2 separate regions of the Mus musculus genome follow, and region 1 is linked to region 2. The links are chromatin loops, found by intact Hi-C in ENCODE. Cell type or tissue: gastrocnemius. All regions are shown on one strand.

The links. Peaks named below come from ENCODE experiments on the same cell type or tissue, not always from the same donor. Only the 100,000 strongest peaks of a DNase experiment are listed, where the experiment ranks them.
Region 1: it touches region 2 in a loop (2.1-fold over the local background); 14 of 42 quality-filtered maps call a loop at or near these places.

What each region holds. Positions count from the first base shown.
Region 1 is chr11:115,423,342-115,431,341 of GRCm38, forward strand. It overlaps Kctd2 (potassium channel tetramerisation domain containing 2), which reads left to right. Exons shown (of 6, transcript NM_183285.3): 3 at 1,143-1,234; 4 at 4,092-4,187; 5 at 5,939-6,064; 6 at 6,972-7,933. The coding sequence ends at 7,001. Among named protein-coding and RNA genes, the nearest start is that of Kctd2, 7.2 kb to the left of the region's middle. In gastrocnemius, a CTCF peak has its summit at 4,707 (motif pointing right); DNase peaks (open chromatin) are centred at 4,755 and 6,143; H3K4me3 peaks cover 717 bases; H3K27ac peaks cover 1,552 bases.
Region 2 is chr11:115,350,340-115,358,339 of GRCm38, forward strand. It overlaps Hid1 (HID1 domain containing), which reads right to left. Exons shown (of 19, transcript NM_001346774.1): 7 at 6,281-6,503; 8 at 6,026-6,082; 9 at 4,955-5,095; 10 at 4,686-4,776; 11 at 4,247-4,398; 12 at 4,061-4,139; 13 at 2,246-2,410; 14 at 580-807; 15 at 153-259. Among named protein-coding and RNA genes, the nearest start is that of Hid1, 13 kb to the right of the region's middle. In gastrocnemius, a CTCF peak has its summit at 4,024 (motif pointing left); a DNase peak (open chromatin) is centred at 4,027.

The sequences.
Region 1 (8,000 bases), 73 kb after region 2:
TGCTGGCTGACTTTGAACTCACAGAGTCTGCTGCTGCTGCTGCTGCTGCTGCTGCTGGGATTAAAGGCATTAAAGCCACCACACCTGACAACAATAAATAATTGACAGAAATAATTTTGAAAACACTTTATTTTGAAATAATTTTGGGCTTAGAAAAAGAAAGCATGACTAATACAAAGTTTCCTTTACCAAGATTCACCAGCTTTGGTCATTTATTTGGCTTGGTTTGGTTTGGTTTGGTTTTGAAGCCACTAAACTTTGTCCCCTGGGCGCTTCTACCCCTACCTCTCCTCCCTCAGTCTCCTAAGAGGTTTTACTTCTGAACTGTTTGAGGCTAGATTTTGAATTCTGTTCCTTAATAATTCTCAGCCAGGCGTGGTGGCACACGCCTTTAATCCCAGCACTCGGGAGGCAGAGGCAGGTGAATCTCTGAGTTCAAGGCCAGCCTGGTCTACAGAGGGAGTGCTATACAGAAAAACCCTGTCTCAAAAAGTAATAATAATTCTCTGTGTTACTCTAAAACCAGGACCTTGGCATGATCCTCCTTAACAGCTCAGGAGATTTGATATTGATTGTTTATCTGCACCCCTTCCCAGCTTCTCAATCGTAATAATGTTCATTAGAGCATTTTTTTTCCTAGCTCAGGAGCAGATATCCCATAATTACTCTATCTAAAATCTTTGATTTTGTTTACCACGAGAGGAGCCACTGATTGCCCCCCCCCACACACACACGTTTGTTATTAGTTGAGGCAAGATTTCTGCCACTGCCCAGCCTGACTGAAATAATTATCCTATTAAACGTGTAAGTTAATATACATGTCTCTATCAATCTGTCCTTTTTAGAGAAAACAAGAAAAGGCTGCAGGGTTGGGAACTGTCCAGTGTGGCAGGTTCCAGGAACAGGTGACATAGGGACATAGTGAGCAGGACGGGTGAGACGGGAGGGTGCACCCTGTGTTTGATTCCCCTCAGTGTGAACTCTGTGGGCAAGCCCTGGAGAACAGAGTCAGATTTACATTTCCTAGGCTGAAGGGGAGATGAGATTTGTGTTTGGAAAATGCAGTACTTGGAAGGCAAGCCTTGCCTTGCTGTTCCCCCTGGGCTCACACCTCTCTGACCACAGCCTGGTCCTTCTTCTAGGTGTGCTGGAAGAAGCAGAGTTTTACAATATCGCATCTCTCGTGCGGCTGGTTAAGGAAAGGATACGAGACAATGAGAACAGAACTTCACAAGTAAGATGTCTGGAACTGCTAAGGACAAAACCTGTCCAGGCAGCTGTCTGTCTGTCTGTCTGTCTGTGATGTGAAAAGGATGCTCTGCCCTCTGGGCTGGAGGGCCAGGCTGGTTCAGAGTGGGAACTGAGGAGCGGAGGAGACAGAGCAGCCCCAGCCCTTCAGGATAGTGGTACTGTTCAACAGTGGCTGTGGGAAGGGCCCAGCGAGGTCTTGCACTCCCCTGCCTCAGCTTCCCTAGTGCTGGGATTGCAGCCCAGAGAGCTCGTTCTTACTGGTGGAGCATGAGTCCCTCAGAGGAAGCCTACAAGCCACTCAGAAGCGTCTGAGTCGTGCTGTGGAGAACACGATGTTCAGCCTCATGCTCTCACAGCTTTGGGTTTTTATACCGACTTAGATGTGATAATGAAAGTGCCTCCTGTAAGGCAGGCAGAGAGTGGGGCATACTCCAGCTTCTCCCAGCCCTTCATCAGTGCTGAGCCCTTCCTTCTGTGGGTGGGAGCCCTTGGGATTTTGTAACAGGGGAGGGTCTTTGCTCCCAAGAACTTTGGAGTCTAGCAAGAGAGAAAAGACTCTCTTCTTTGTATAAGAACGGCCATAGCCACCTGTCTGATGACAAGTGGTGTCTTCCCATTAAAGAAAGGTCAATCAGCTGCTTAGCCACTCCTCTGAGGCGTTTGCAAAGACGGGAGGCTTACTCTGTCTGCTAGAAGGCTTTTTGTTGATGTCCACAGTAGACTTCTACTTGGTAGATGGGAAACAGGACCCTGTGCTCTCTACTTCTGGCCATCTTCCATCCCCAGGGCATCTTGCCTTGTAGATATTTAGTAATAGAGGTCCTGGAAGTCTAGCTTTACCCCCAGCTTCCCACAATCTAAAATAAAAGAGTGCTTAGTAGAAGTTTTATGGTACCCTGAATTGTGTAATCTGAAGCCACCCGAATCCTGGAGCCTGAGTGCTCTGCATCCCTGGCAATGAGTTGCTCCCTTGAGAGCATCCTAGGGTTTCTATTTGACGGCAGCAGTTACTGAATCAGCCCTCCAGGCTCGGAGGCTTCAGCACCGACAGACACCCAGTTGGAAGCTTTCTGGTTCTGGGAAAGCCAGGGCCTTTTATGTTGATGATCTCCCATCTGTCCTTTTCATGAAGAGAACGCTGAGAAGTGGGATGGTAGTAATATTGAAAGGTGCCCTCTTTCCTGTCTATGTCTTCTCAGATTCAGTTGGTTGGCTGTGTAGATTTCTAGATCTTACCTCTTTGAACTTGTGCACTGCCAGATGTACAAGGCAGGTGTTCAAGCAGAGCCCGAGGTGTGGGGTCCCTAAGCCCGTGTTTGCCGTGGTCTCGTCTCTTCTCTGTCTGTCTGTCTGTCTGTCTGTCTGTCTCTCTCTCTCTCGGTGTCTGACAGGTTTCTAAATACTTTTCTGTTCATGTATGTTTGTGTATTTATTTGGTAGTTAGTCTTGATTCTTTTTGGAGCACAGGAGGATTGACTCTGGAAGAGGAAAAAGAGAGCCAACGGCAGCTTAGATCCTAGGGACTTTGCCCACTCTGGCCAATATCACAGATTTTGGGATGCCCTGATTGCTTCCAAAATGTATAGGCAAATAAATGGCTAGAACCAAAGGGGTTGTCAGCGGTTTGTCTGTATTTACAAAGAAGGGTGTTCCTGTCTTAGAGCTGTGTTGTAGTCATTATCCTCTGGTTTATGGTTTTGCCTCTCAGTGTGTCTGTCTAGGGTGGAAGCCAGGGTCACACAGTACTAGACAGTGACTCCGCTGCTGAGCCACATACCCAGCCCCAAAAGACACTTTTTATGTTTCTTAGAGTTTTGACATGCAGCCTCTTTGTACAGCCCTAGCTCTCCTGGACTCTCTGCCCTCCTGTTTTAGCTTTCTGAGTGCTCCACACCCACCACAGTTACTCAGGAAATCCTAGGCCATGGGGAAGCTAGGCAGGAATGCAGACAGAAAATAAATGTTTCTTTCTTGTTGTCTCACACCTCTGTAACAGGAATATACTGTTAAACACTGGCAGCTTCCTGGTAGCCTCAGCAAAGGGAAACTAATGAGTATCTGTAGAGTGTGTGTTTTCTTCTTGATGTGACAATATATTAATACAAAGTTGCCATTGGCAGGCAGCATGCTGTAGTCCCAACACATGGGAAATGAAAACAGGGCAGAATCAGGAGTTTGAGACCAGGTTGGGATATACAGTGAATTCCAGGACATTTTCGACAGACGTGCCAGGTGTGATAGTGCATGCTGTTAGCCCAGTGCTTGGGAGGCAGAGGAAGATGAATCTTGAGTTCAAGGCCAATGTGTTCTACATAATGAGTTCCCGGACAGCTAGGACTACATAGTGAGACCCTGTCTCAAAAAGAAGACAGTATGAGGCTGAACAGCTGGCTCAGCAGGTAAGAGTCCCTGCTGGACTGGCTAAGGACCTGTGTTGAGTGTCTTACAGCCACCTGTAACTTCAGCTCCAGGGAGTCCTACATCTTCATAGGTCTTCTACGGACACCCACAAACACATGCCATACACATACATACACATAAATAAAAATAGCTTTTCCAAAAGGTAATTTCCATAACCATTTATATTTAGTCTGGAGCACCAAAATTACATTGCGTATTTTAGCATCTAAGTAACATATAAAAAGTGACTTTCCTATTGTCACACGAGCTGTCCGTTGCCTTGCTTTCTGTTCTTGTAGCTGGTGAGCTTTCCTGCACCCCATGGTGCTGTTTGGAGAGTGAGGTAGTGGGTGGTCTGAGAACCTACTCCCAGGCAACTGTGGGCGGTGGGTCCTGCTGGGGGCCCCCACGCTGCTGACCTAGTCGGCCTGTTGTTGCAGGGCCCCGTGAAGCACGTGTACAGGGTCCTGCAGTGTCAAGAGGAAGAGCTCACGCAGATGGTCTCCACTATGTCTGATGGCTGGAAATTTGAACAGGTATGTTGCTCAAAGAGAAGCAACCCCAGCATGTCATCTCAGGGAGTCACAACCAGCCAGGCAGTAGCCCCGAGGTGGGGGTGAGTGAGGTGTGTGACCCTATTTTCATTCAAAGAAAAGAGCTCCTTGGTGTGCATTGCTCGCTCAGTGCTGTGCCGGGCAGGCGGCTGGGGAGGGCTGGGAAGAGGACCGAGGCTTTTCTGGCTTCACATCCGGAATCGGAACTTGGCAGTGCCGGTATGTCATGAAAGACTCAGAAGCGCCTCCTTTTGCTTGTCTCTGCCTCAGAGATTTCCTGTCAGAAGTGCTCTGCCATTCTGTTAGTCCTAAAGAAGGCTGGCTTCAACAGGAGCCGTATAATTCTGGGTGTGTGCATCGCAGTGTGCTGTGGGGGATCAGACACACGAGTGTGCAGGGTCATTTCCCAGCATTCTCTTTCCCTTCCTATGCCTTGTGCTTAGAATGGGGGTCATTTGAACAGAAAGCCCCTGAGAATCTGGATTTACCACTTCCTTCCATTAGGTGGCAGCCTAGTGCATCTCCTGTTGCCTCAGCCCTGGGGCGGGAGCCTGCGTGAAGGGAGTGAGCTTTTGTCTGGAGGTGACTGCGTTTACGTGGCGCTGCAGAGCCAGCTGACCTGGCACCAGAAGGTCACTGAAGGAACAAAAGCCACAGCTTGTATCAAGGCTGTCACTTTATAGCTAGAGAGAGAGGTCCCTCTCTCCCTTCAGGATCAGTCCCACTGTCACATGGGTCCCTCGTTCCCAGTCAGCTGTGGGTGGCCAAATGCTGCACAACGTTTATAGTCACGGCTGTTTTTCCTGGAGCATAATCTGAAGCAGAAGTTATTTTTATAAATTACATGTAAAAAATTAAAGTAAAAATAGATGCGTGGCTTTTCTTTGTGAAGGTGATAGATGGTTTTTAATGTGACTTTTATGTTATCGCAGTCCTGGGGTTTGAACCTGTGGCCTCATGCAGTCCAGGCACGTGCCCTGCTAATGAGCTGTGCTTCTAGTCCTGAAGTGGAGATGTCCTAAGGGAGAGTGAAGTCTATTCTTATTGTCTCCAAGGTGTAGATGAGAAAGGGGAGTGTGGGGCACCCCAGCCTTGCGACAGGAGGACCCGGCTTGAGGCTGTGAGTGCTTACGAGGCTACACTCGCTCTCTGCCGGCCTCCTCTGTGTGCACTTCCACTTTAGAGTTCAATGCTGGATTGTGTCTCCAAGAAGGTTAAGAATACCATGGCTTGTGACTTTTGGTGGCCACAGAGTGGTTCTCTTGGTACTGCCACGTCTCTGTGTTCAGTCTCTTGTCTAGAGAAAGTACGAGTGGGAGCAGGTGGGGCTGAGGAGGGCTCATTTGCTTGGTGGCGTACCTCAGTGGACACAGGCAGTGACTACATTACTGACGCTCCTGATGCCTTTGGGATGGTGTCGAGTGCTTGGGTGAGGGGGAGAGGATAGAACTCAGACCCGTCTTCCTCATGATTGGCTTCTCCTCCCTAGATTGGAGATCCGTTTAATCCTACCTCAGAGAATGTTTATTCTCTGAAGGATAAAGCTACAAAGTCCAGTTGAGGGAGGGGAGGGTTCTGTGGCAAGGAAGTTGGTTTGGTTTGGTTTGGGTTTTGTGGTTTGATTTGGTTTTGTGGGGGGGGGGTGTTTGTTTGTTTGTTTGTTTTGCCCTTGAGTGTTCTTAGGTCCTGTCTGTATGGTTGCAGAGTCATCCACCATCTTTGTGTTTTGTCAGTTAATCAGCATTGGCTCTTCCTATAACTATGGAAATGAAGACCAGGCAGAATTCCTCTGTGTTGTCTCCAGAGAACTAAATAATTCTACCAATGGCATCGTCATAGAGCCGAGCGAAAAGGCCAAGGTAGGACACTGCTTCTTTCCCCCAGCTGTCCTCTGCCTCCCTGTGCCCAGCTCTCTCCAGCTTTGCCAGGTTGCTGCTGGCTTTCTTCCACTCCTTCTGCAGCTACGAGCTTCCTCTCACCACACTCTGCTAGAGGCTGGATTTAAATCAGGATTTGTTGGGTCTGGGGAGGTGGCAAGCATAGCCAGACTGGTGAGCCCCAGCTTCAGTGAGAGCCCTCGTCCCCAAGGGAAAACAAAAGGAGGTGGAGAGTGACAGAGTGACAGAGCAAGAGGAGCCGTTTCCACTCTGGCCGCCACCCTGCATGCACACCCACACATGTGCACACTTATGCCACACTCGAAAAGCTGATGGGAGCTGAGCCTGGACCAGGGCAGGTTTGTATCCTGTCAGGATGGTGAAGGCTCTTGTTTGTGTCTAGACTCAAGTAGTGTCTGCCTTGCTCCTTGACAATCCATTCCTCCCTTCTCTTCCACACAGTGCCCTGCAGACACACACTACACACTTGTGAAGAACCTGTGTGCTGACTGTGAGCCGCTTTCTTTAACTTGGAAAACTTTGGTCTAACAGCACAGAACCTTCTGGTCATCTGTACCTGGCAAGAGAACCCATTGCACTCAGGTACCCAGTGAGCAGAGGCTCTGAGCCTGCCTTGCTAGATAGGCTGACAACAGATTGTATGCTGTCCACAGGGCCCAGAGGAAGCAACTACCGGAGGTTTTAAATCATTTTAAAATTGTTCACTGTCATCAGCTTTCCTGTGACTTAAATCCCTGCAGCCATCTGGTGCTGGAGACCCAGCCTTGCCCAGGTTGTGTACAGCTCCACCCCTGAGCTGCACCCCGACCCCATGGGCCTTGGCTCCCAACAGTTACTCAGGTGACTCTGTCTTCCCCCATCCACTTAGATTCTTCAGGAGAGAGGCTCTCGAATGTAAGCGGACAGTCTGAAGTTTCAGAACCCTGAAGGCAAGAGAGCAATCGGCCCAGCAGCTGCGACGGAGATCCTGCACCTGTACAGTAACCGAGCTACTGCAAAGCAAAGCTGCGCCTGGTCCCGAGAAGTGGTGTCCGGCCGGCCAAGCCAGAGGAGCCCCACCGCCTGGATGAAGACAGTGCGCCTCTGGCTGCACGGTCCCTTTTCAGAAACCTGCTTTTGTTTTCTAGCCAGTGTTAGAACAGACCTTCACAACAGCATCTGGGATGGGTCCCTGGCTGGAGCTTGTGGGGAGTTGGGGGGAAAGGAGTAAGGTCTAGCTCCCTGGAACAGTCTAGATGCTTTTCTAAAAGCCTGAGCCGAGGAAGAAGGCTTGTCCTGAGCTGTGCCTGGTCTCAGCCTGCGTGCGCCATGATGGACATGAGCAGCTGCTTGGACCATTCTTCCCTGGGCAGGGCATTCCGTGTTAGTGTGGTGGACCCAAGTTCTGGGTACAGAACAAAGTTGCTGAAGGACCCACAATCCTATGAACAGAGCCTCAGAGGCAGGAGGATAAGGTGTCCTGTAGTGTGGTTGGAGCGTGGGAGTTGCTGTTCCTGGTCCCACGAGTGGATCACCTGGTGTCTCTCAGCCAGGCCCCTCGTAGCCCATCCTCACCCAGAGGTTTGAGGCTGCGGCATCCTAAGCCGTGCTAGATGGACATCGGGACTGAGCAGTTGCTGTAACTGCTTCTGCAGCCTTTTCCTACCTGGTTGACCCCGTCTTCCTCCCCCAGCTTCTTGAACTGGACCAAAGAGAAAGGACTTTGTGGGCCTCTGTAATGGCTTGGGGTGAGGAAGGCTGTTCTGTGGACGCTGCCAAATGTGTCATATTGTCATAGCTAAAAGTGGTGGTGTGTTTGTGGTTGTCTCTTGAACATGCGCTGATAGGTGATACCTGTGTCTCTCCTTCATTCTTGCGACAATCTAGCTCTTCAGCATCATCGTCCCCCGCTCTGTGT
Region 2 (8,000 bases):
CCTCTGGTTCAGTGATGCCAGCCACGAGTCCCTTGTTCTAACATGGCCACCTCAGAGTACCCCGGCCTTACCCACTCCCACACTTGAGGGTTTGGAGAGAAAGGAAACTAAGTGACACTCAGTGCCATCTCCCAGGCATCCCCAGTACCTACCCCATCAGATGGGCTGTTTTCTGCTGAGCTTTGCTGGGATTCGGGCTCTAGAGACCTCAAGGTGCCGTCCTCTGATACCTGGGATTTCTCTGTCAGCTTGTCGATGCCTGGGTGGGACACAGGAGGAAGAGAGGGACATGCCATAGTACCCTTCTGGTACTAGAGGCTGTGTGCTCCCCATTCACAGCTGAGATATTGTGTTTGCCCTTCCCTCCTATAGCTAATCTCAGTTCTGAGCCCTGCCCATGTACCTCCTCTAACCCCCATCAAGCGACCTAGGCCCACACAGTACTTCCACCCCTACATGCTGCTGAATTGCTTTTCCTTGCCTTCCTAAATGGGAAAGACACCCCAGAGATCACACTCACCCCCTCACAATACACCCCCAGCCAAGCCCCACACTCTCCTAGCCTGACAGCATCCAGACCTGGAGTGGCCACCAGGCTAGTCTTAAGGGTGCCTGGTTCTGCAGGGGCAGCAGGGCGGGATCCCTCCATGGACGTTCCCTCCTGGGAACCAGTACGGGACAGGGGCTCTGGTGTCCTCCGCCGCCGCTGAAGTGCCTTGTGGATGGAGGGTGGGTCAGTGGGCAGGTTGGCCAGCTGGTGGAAGACCGCACGTTTACGGATGATGGCATAGACCAGGTTGGAATTGCCTGTGGGAGGAACGAGTCTGTCCTCAGAGAGCTTTGCTTCCCACTCCACATCTGGGCTGGCTTCCAGGACCAGAGGGCAGTTAATGAGATGACAGTAAGACATCTGCCCCAGGGATAAGGACTGGACAGGGTAGCTAGAGTCAGAGTGGGACAGACCCAACTGTATGGGTATCAGTGGCAATGGTGGAGGGTTAGGCTGTAGGAAATACAAGTTAGGTTGTAGAGATGCCTGATGTTAGGCTGTAGGAGATACTGGGAGGTTAGGTTGTGGGCATCCCTGATGTTAGGCTGTGAGGGATGCCGAGAAGCTAGGCTGTGGGGACGCCTACATATTAGGTGATGAAGATACCGAGACGTTAGGTTGTGGGGATCCCTGATGTTAGGCTGCAGGGAAACAGCTTAGCCCTGAGCTCCTCGGTGTCCTGCTTACACTGTCTTGAAATCCCCTTGCAGCTGATCACTACTCAGGGATCATCAGGCATGGTGGGATAGCCTGAGCCCCACACCAACCCAACATTAAATATGTAACCTCTCAGTGAGCCACAGGGAAGTCCAGAAGGACACTGTTGTGTGTGTCTGTCCTCCACCATCTACCTCCAAGTTCCCACAGCTGTCGGGGGAAGACGCAAAGCTCTCCAGAGCACTCAGTGCCCCCATCTACCTTTCTAGCCCCGTGTCTAGAGCCTTTAGCTTAACATCTACCCCAGGGCCTTTGCACATGTCCCTTCCCAAGCAATGCTTTTCTGCCTACTGAATGCTCACTCATCACTCAAATATACATCTAAATTTTACTTACTTTGGAAATAGTAACAATAATTGCTAATATTTGCTGTGCTGGGTGTTTTTGTTTTTGTTTTTGTTTTTGTTTTGTTTTTGCGTGTGTGAGTTATTAAGCCTTCCAATATATTCTGGGGAGGGGGAAGTTGGGGGTTGTTTTTTGTTTTTAGAGACATGGTTTGTCTATGTAGCCCTGGCTATCCTGGCACTTACACTGTAGACCAGGCTGGCCTCCAACTCAGAGATCCACCTGCCTCTGCGATTAAAGATGTGTGCCCTGCAAGAGGGACTTACAGCAGCCGCATTATGAGCATCGTAGGGATGAGGGGACCAAGGCTTCGGGGCCGACGTGCGCTTGGCCACAGAGCGCATGCTTGCTGAGACTTATATTTGTACCTGTGATGCTGGTCAGGCACCTGCGTGACAGCCAGCAGAGCTCTTCCCACTCTGAGATTTCCAGCCGGCCAATTCTAAATGAACTCTCTTGTTCAGTGGGTCAGGTTGTCCGCCTAAAGCCCCGCCCCCTGCCTGTGACTCCATACCCAGCTGTGAGCTCCAAGAGGGACAAGGCACACCTTGATTCCCCACTGCCTCAATCAGTGCACAGGCAGGACTCGTGGGCTGAGGCTTTCTTACACAGGGGCTCAGGTCAGCGCCTCACCATCAAACTGGTACTGGATAATGTTGTTGAAGACCTCCAGAAGGAAGAAGACCAGATGGTGGTTCTGAGATGCCGAGAAGAGGAACCAGGTGGTCGAGAAGGCCTCGAGCAGATGCAGGAGCTTGTTGGCAGTCACCATGGACAGGCTCTTGAGGTAGGGAGACACTGTAAGGGAGGAGTCAGCTTGTTCTGGGCCATCCCTGCAGAGGCCAGGCCAGGACGGGGCAGCTCATCTCAACTGATCCCCGTCCTCCATCCCCTGTCCCCTGCAGAGACCCCCTGAGACTTTGAGGCACACTCAGCTCATCTCTCCCAAGCATCTCCCCAACCCAGAGGGAGGAAGGACAGAGACAGGAGTGTAGATAAAGAAACTGGGGTTCAGAGAGGGTCATAAACTGAGCCCGTTTCCCAGCAATAAAATGACAGGACAGGGGTGCTAACTCGGGATGTGACATCCTTTAAGAGTGGCAAGATGCTGTCACTCGATATGTATTCCTCAGCACAGCTTTGTGAGTGGAAGTTGGAGAGGAAACTACGTCTTGACCTGTGTGCGTCCCTGCTGTCTGCCTCTTCCCCTGGCTCAGATGAAGGTCCCAGGGAATGGGAACAGGGACTGTCTTGTTTACAGAGGCATTCTCAAAGCTGGCCTTGCTTGTCAGGGATTCAACTAGGACTTGTTAGAATCAACACACAGAGCCCACAACTCAGCGAGAGCCCTTAGAACCATGAGCCACCCCAGACACTCAGAAGTTCAAATCACACCGTGGACGGTATATTGTTAGTTTATGCTGTCAACCTGACACGACTCGCAACCACTTGGGAAGAGAGTTCAGTGAGGAATTATCTAAATTGTTAACTCAGGTCGAGAGATCCACTATGAATGTGGGCGGCACCATTCCTTAGGCTGGGCCCTGAACAGTTAGGAGCAGAGAAAGTTATCTGAGCATGCATATGCAGCCAGCTGGCAAGCAATGATCTGTTAGTTTTGCTGTTTCTGGCTATGGATGTCATGTGACTAGCTGCTTCCTGCCTTGACTTCCCCTCCCTGCTCAATGATGGGAATTATAAGCCAAATAAACTTAAGCGTATTTGTTACATCAACAGGAATGTTAACTAGACCAGTCAAGGAACCAGCTGGCCTAAAGACATCCACAAAAGTCATTCTGCTCCACCCTACTGCTACCCCCTAACCCCAGCCAAGCTGGACCCTCCTGAACCCTCCTGGCTCCTTTCCCAGAGAGCAAGCAGCCTGTAGCCCTTTAAGATGCTCTCGAAATCCCCACACTGTAACTGATAGCCCAAATCTTTAACACACAATAAATAGCCAGCAGCCACATGTGGCCATTAAATGTCTGCAATACAGCCAGTCTCAACTGGGATGTCCTGCAGGGACAGAACACACACTCACATACACATACACACACACACACACACACACACACACACACACACACGATTTTGAAGACTGAGTGTGAAACAGAGCATAGGCTACCTCAATGATTTTTATATTCTATTCATGTCTAGCTTATTGATTATTGTATGTAATACATGTATACGTGAAGGTCATAGGACAATTTTGGGCCGCCAACTTTCTCCTTCCATTTTTACGCCAGTCTTGCATGGCAAGAGCTTTTACCTGCTGAGCCATTTCATGGGCTCTCTGTTACTGTTGCCCCTTCTAGAGTACTAGAAAGCTTAGCTGTAACATGTAGCTTGCTGTTTCTGTTCATGAAGCCCGGGAACTGGCGGCTAGTGAACCTGTGGCCTAGCGCCACCTGCTGGTGATCATGGGGAAGTTAGGCTCTGGGCCCCTACCGTTGACCACAATGGTGAGCAGGCAGTCGAAGAGGGGTTGCAACCGCTGATGACCGCTGGTGATGATTTTGTGGAATACCTGTACAGGGAGGGAGGGGGAGGGCATGAGTTACCCACTACCTCCAAATCCAGCCAAGAAGAGAATGTCACCCCAACCCTCAGGGCTGACCATGCACACCCCCTTACCACAATGAGCAAATCTGCATGTGTGCCTGTGAAGACCGGGATGTCCATGGGCACGCGCACTGAGTAGGGCTTGTTCAGCCGTACCCCAAAGTTCCTCTCCCCACTCAGGAGCAGCAGGATGAAGACCCCGATGTGCATCAAGCCCACCCGAGCTGGGGTATACAACACAGGAGGCGTTACACAGAGCATGGAGGGGGAGGGGGAGGGGGAGGGGGAGGGAGGGAGAAGCAAGGACCCATCTTTAGGGGTTCAAGGAAACCCCGTTGGAGGTTAGGGTTCAAGGGAAGCCCCTGTGGGAGGTTACAGGTTCAAGGAAATGCCGTGTGGGAGGGTAGGGCACCAGGCTTGAGCTTCTGGGAGGTAGGACAGACTGGCTAGACTCCACCGGAAATCAAGACCCCATAGCTACCGCAGCATCCCAGGCCCACTACTGTCGTACATTGATCTGCCCGGGCGTCGTTGAGAAAATAGAGGATAGGAACCAGGATATCCAGCACGTCACTGCTCTTCAGTACAAAGAAGAGGAATTTCTGGGAATGAGAGAGAGCGGGCTGCATCAGTGAGAGGACTAGCTCTGCCTCACCTTCTCCCACCTAGGCTGTGGAGGCCCAGATGCTACCCGAGTCCTTGGTCTCTGGACCCCACTAATCCATCAGCAATGTCTCCTCACGACTGTCACCGACAGGCTGGGCCCTGGAGTCCGCTCACCTTGTTGAAGTCACAGAGTTTCCAGAAGAGAACAAGCAACTCCTGGTGAAACTGGATCTTCTTGGTGGAGTTGGGAAGGTAGGTCTGGAGCAGGGGATTGGACAGCAGCCGAGCGATCCCCTTGAGGATGAACTGGAAGTCCTGAGAGGGCAAAGCAGAGGCCCTTCCAGTCCAGCTCCCTCCAGCTATACCCTACAGATGTCTCCTCATTCTCCCATAACCTTGTCAATCTCCAGAGCCCAGAGGACCTGGGTTTGGCTCTTACTGCTAGTACCCTGGGAAGTTCAGCCTCTGGCCCCCTCTCCAGCAGGTCAGAAGATCCCCTACGCAAGGCTGCAGCTCCTGGCAACCCCCCAGATGGACCCCTGACCACCTAATTTCCTTGTTGGTAGCCGCTGTCCTGCTCCTCCCATCCCCCATCACACAGGAGTCCTCCCCAGTTCTGTCAGCTTCTGAGCACACCCCACAAGCTGGGCTGTGCTCAGCTTTGATCTTTGTGGGACGGGGACATGCTCAGCCACAGTCCCTTGTAACACCCCCCCCCCAACTTGAGTCTGCCTGGACTTTAAGGCCGCAGTTCCTCCCACCCCTGAACCCCAGCCTCTCAGCAAACCTCCTCCTTTGGGAAGCCCTCTTGTTACCCTGGCTCAGCTAAGACTGACTGTAAATCATTTCTTTTCTTTCCTTCTTTTATTTATTTACTTTTAACGACAGAGTCGCCTGTAGTTCAGGCTAGCCAAGAACAACCCTAAGCTTCTAAACCTCCTGCCTCTACTTCTCAGAGGCTGGCTTTTCAGTCATGCACCACCGAATCTTGATTGTGTGATGCTGGAGATCGACGAAGGCTTTGTGTGCATTAGGCAAGTGCTCTGCCAACTGAACCACACAGCCCCAGCTCCCACCAATCCTTTCAATGCATCGAAATCCCCCAAGCACTGCCATCATTGTTTTACTTAGGATGGCTATGCTCCTTCATGCAGGAGAGCAAGACTCCTCTAGCCCCACAAAGGCACAGCCATTGCAGATGGTGGGCAGTTAGAATCTCCCCCACCCCCGCTGTGCCTAACTCACCTCCTCACGATGAATTCGGGACAGGTAGTTCACAAACAGGTTCTCGGGCCCTGGAGGCTGCCAAGGAGAGGAGCTATGGTGAGCAGATCCCTCACTCAGGTCTGCCTGGATAGCAGCAGTGAGCTTTCCAAAGTTGGACCCTCCCCCGCTCCAGGCATACCACGAGCTGCCTCCCATGGTGTGTGCCTTTTGCCCATGGCTTGTGCTAATGGAGATACCATCTGCCCCCCAGCCATCTCCCCATCCGGTCCTTACATCAGCATCATCCATAGCTGTGCCCGTGGTGGTGCCGTCCACGGTGGGGCTGGTGCTGGTAGCACTGTCATGGTCCAAGGTGACAATAAGCACCTGAGCAGCCTCCTCCACCAGGGGCTCCCGGTAGTCCGAGAAGAGCAGGTGGTTGTAGGGGATCCCGTAGCCCACAGGGTCATAGGCACACACGGTGTTGAGGAGTGAAGTGAAGAGGGGCAGCGCGTGTCTGCGAGAGAGCACAGAGCAAGGCTGCAGGGATGCTCCCTTGGGCACGCCTGCCTCTCCAGCCACAGCCACAGCCACAGCCACAGCCACAGCCACAGCCACAGCCACAGCCACAGCCACAGCCAGGGAGCTGTGCTATCAGGCAGAAGGCAGAAGGACGAGCTTGTCCCTTCCTGAATAGAAAATGCCCTCCCTATCCATGCATGTGGCTGACTCTGATCAGGGACAAGCTGGGCCAAGAGCAGAGGAGTCCATTACACAGGGATGGACTCCCTGTAGAGAACGTGCTCACGCCCTTCTCAGTTCTTGGGGTCACACACCCTCCACTGGGGTTACAGGCAAGAGGTTAGAGGAGCAAGGAAAAGACAGCCTCCCCTTGGGGAGCAGAAACCAGCTCCATCCCCTGGCTCCCAGGCTACAGTATGACTTGAATCCGGTCCATAGATGTCAAGGTTCAAGCTCCTCATCTTACATATGAGGAGACTGAGATCCAAGAGGTTAGGTGAGTGAGCAAGTGACAAAGTGTTGCTGTGTGCCTGGCATAGCTATGAGAAGAAACCCTGGCCAGGCTCTGATTGTGGCCAGCATTGTGGGACACTTGGAGACCCTCTCTTGTGGTGATAAAAAGCAGGGAACCAGCAAAACCCAGAGGGGAGCCATGTCATGCAGGGGTCAGCTTCCAGAAGGAGTAAGGTTAAAAGTTTAGAATGCTAACACCTGTGTTAGCTGCACAGGGGCACAGCTGGGTGTACACAGCTGGATTGCACAGCTGAGTGTGCACAGCTGGATTGCACAGCTGGGTGTGCACAGCTGGGTATGTACAGCTGGGTATGCACAGCTGAGTGTGTACAGCTGGGTGTGCACAGCTGGGTTGCACAGCTGGGTGTGCACAGCTGGGGTGTATGCTTCAAGTACTCTGTCCCACTGATGACTATGTGGCACCCCCATGTACTCATAAGTGTCCCCATATCCCTCTTGAGTCCCGCACGATCCAGACTTTTCCATCTATCAGGGTGGTCCTCAGACCCTCTTCTCTACCCACTGTCCCAAAGAGCAACCACAGCCACATGTGGCTGGCGACTAAGTGCTCTTGAGCGGTTGATCCAGCTGACGCTGGAAGTATAAGGTACACACTGGATTCAGGGAAGGAAACGTGAGGAAAGGAAATGCAAATGATAGCAATAGCTCTATATACTCATTACAAATTTAAGGCTCACGTTTTTAAATGTACCGAGCTAAATAAAATATATAAGTTCTCTTCCTTTTTGCTTTCAAGAAAGGGTCTTATGTACCATAGGCTAGCCCAGAACTCACTAGTAGCCAAGGATGACCCTAAACTTCTTGATTGATCTGCCTCCACCTCCGGAATGCTGGGATTACAGCCCTGTGCCGCCACACCCAGTTCATCCAGGGCTCCATGCATAGTAGACAAGCACTCTATACACAGAGCTACATTTCAAGCCCCTTACATTATATTTCTACTAAACAATGCGGTTCT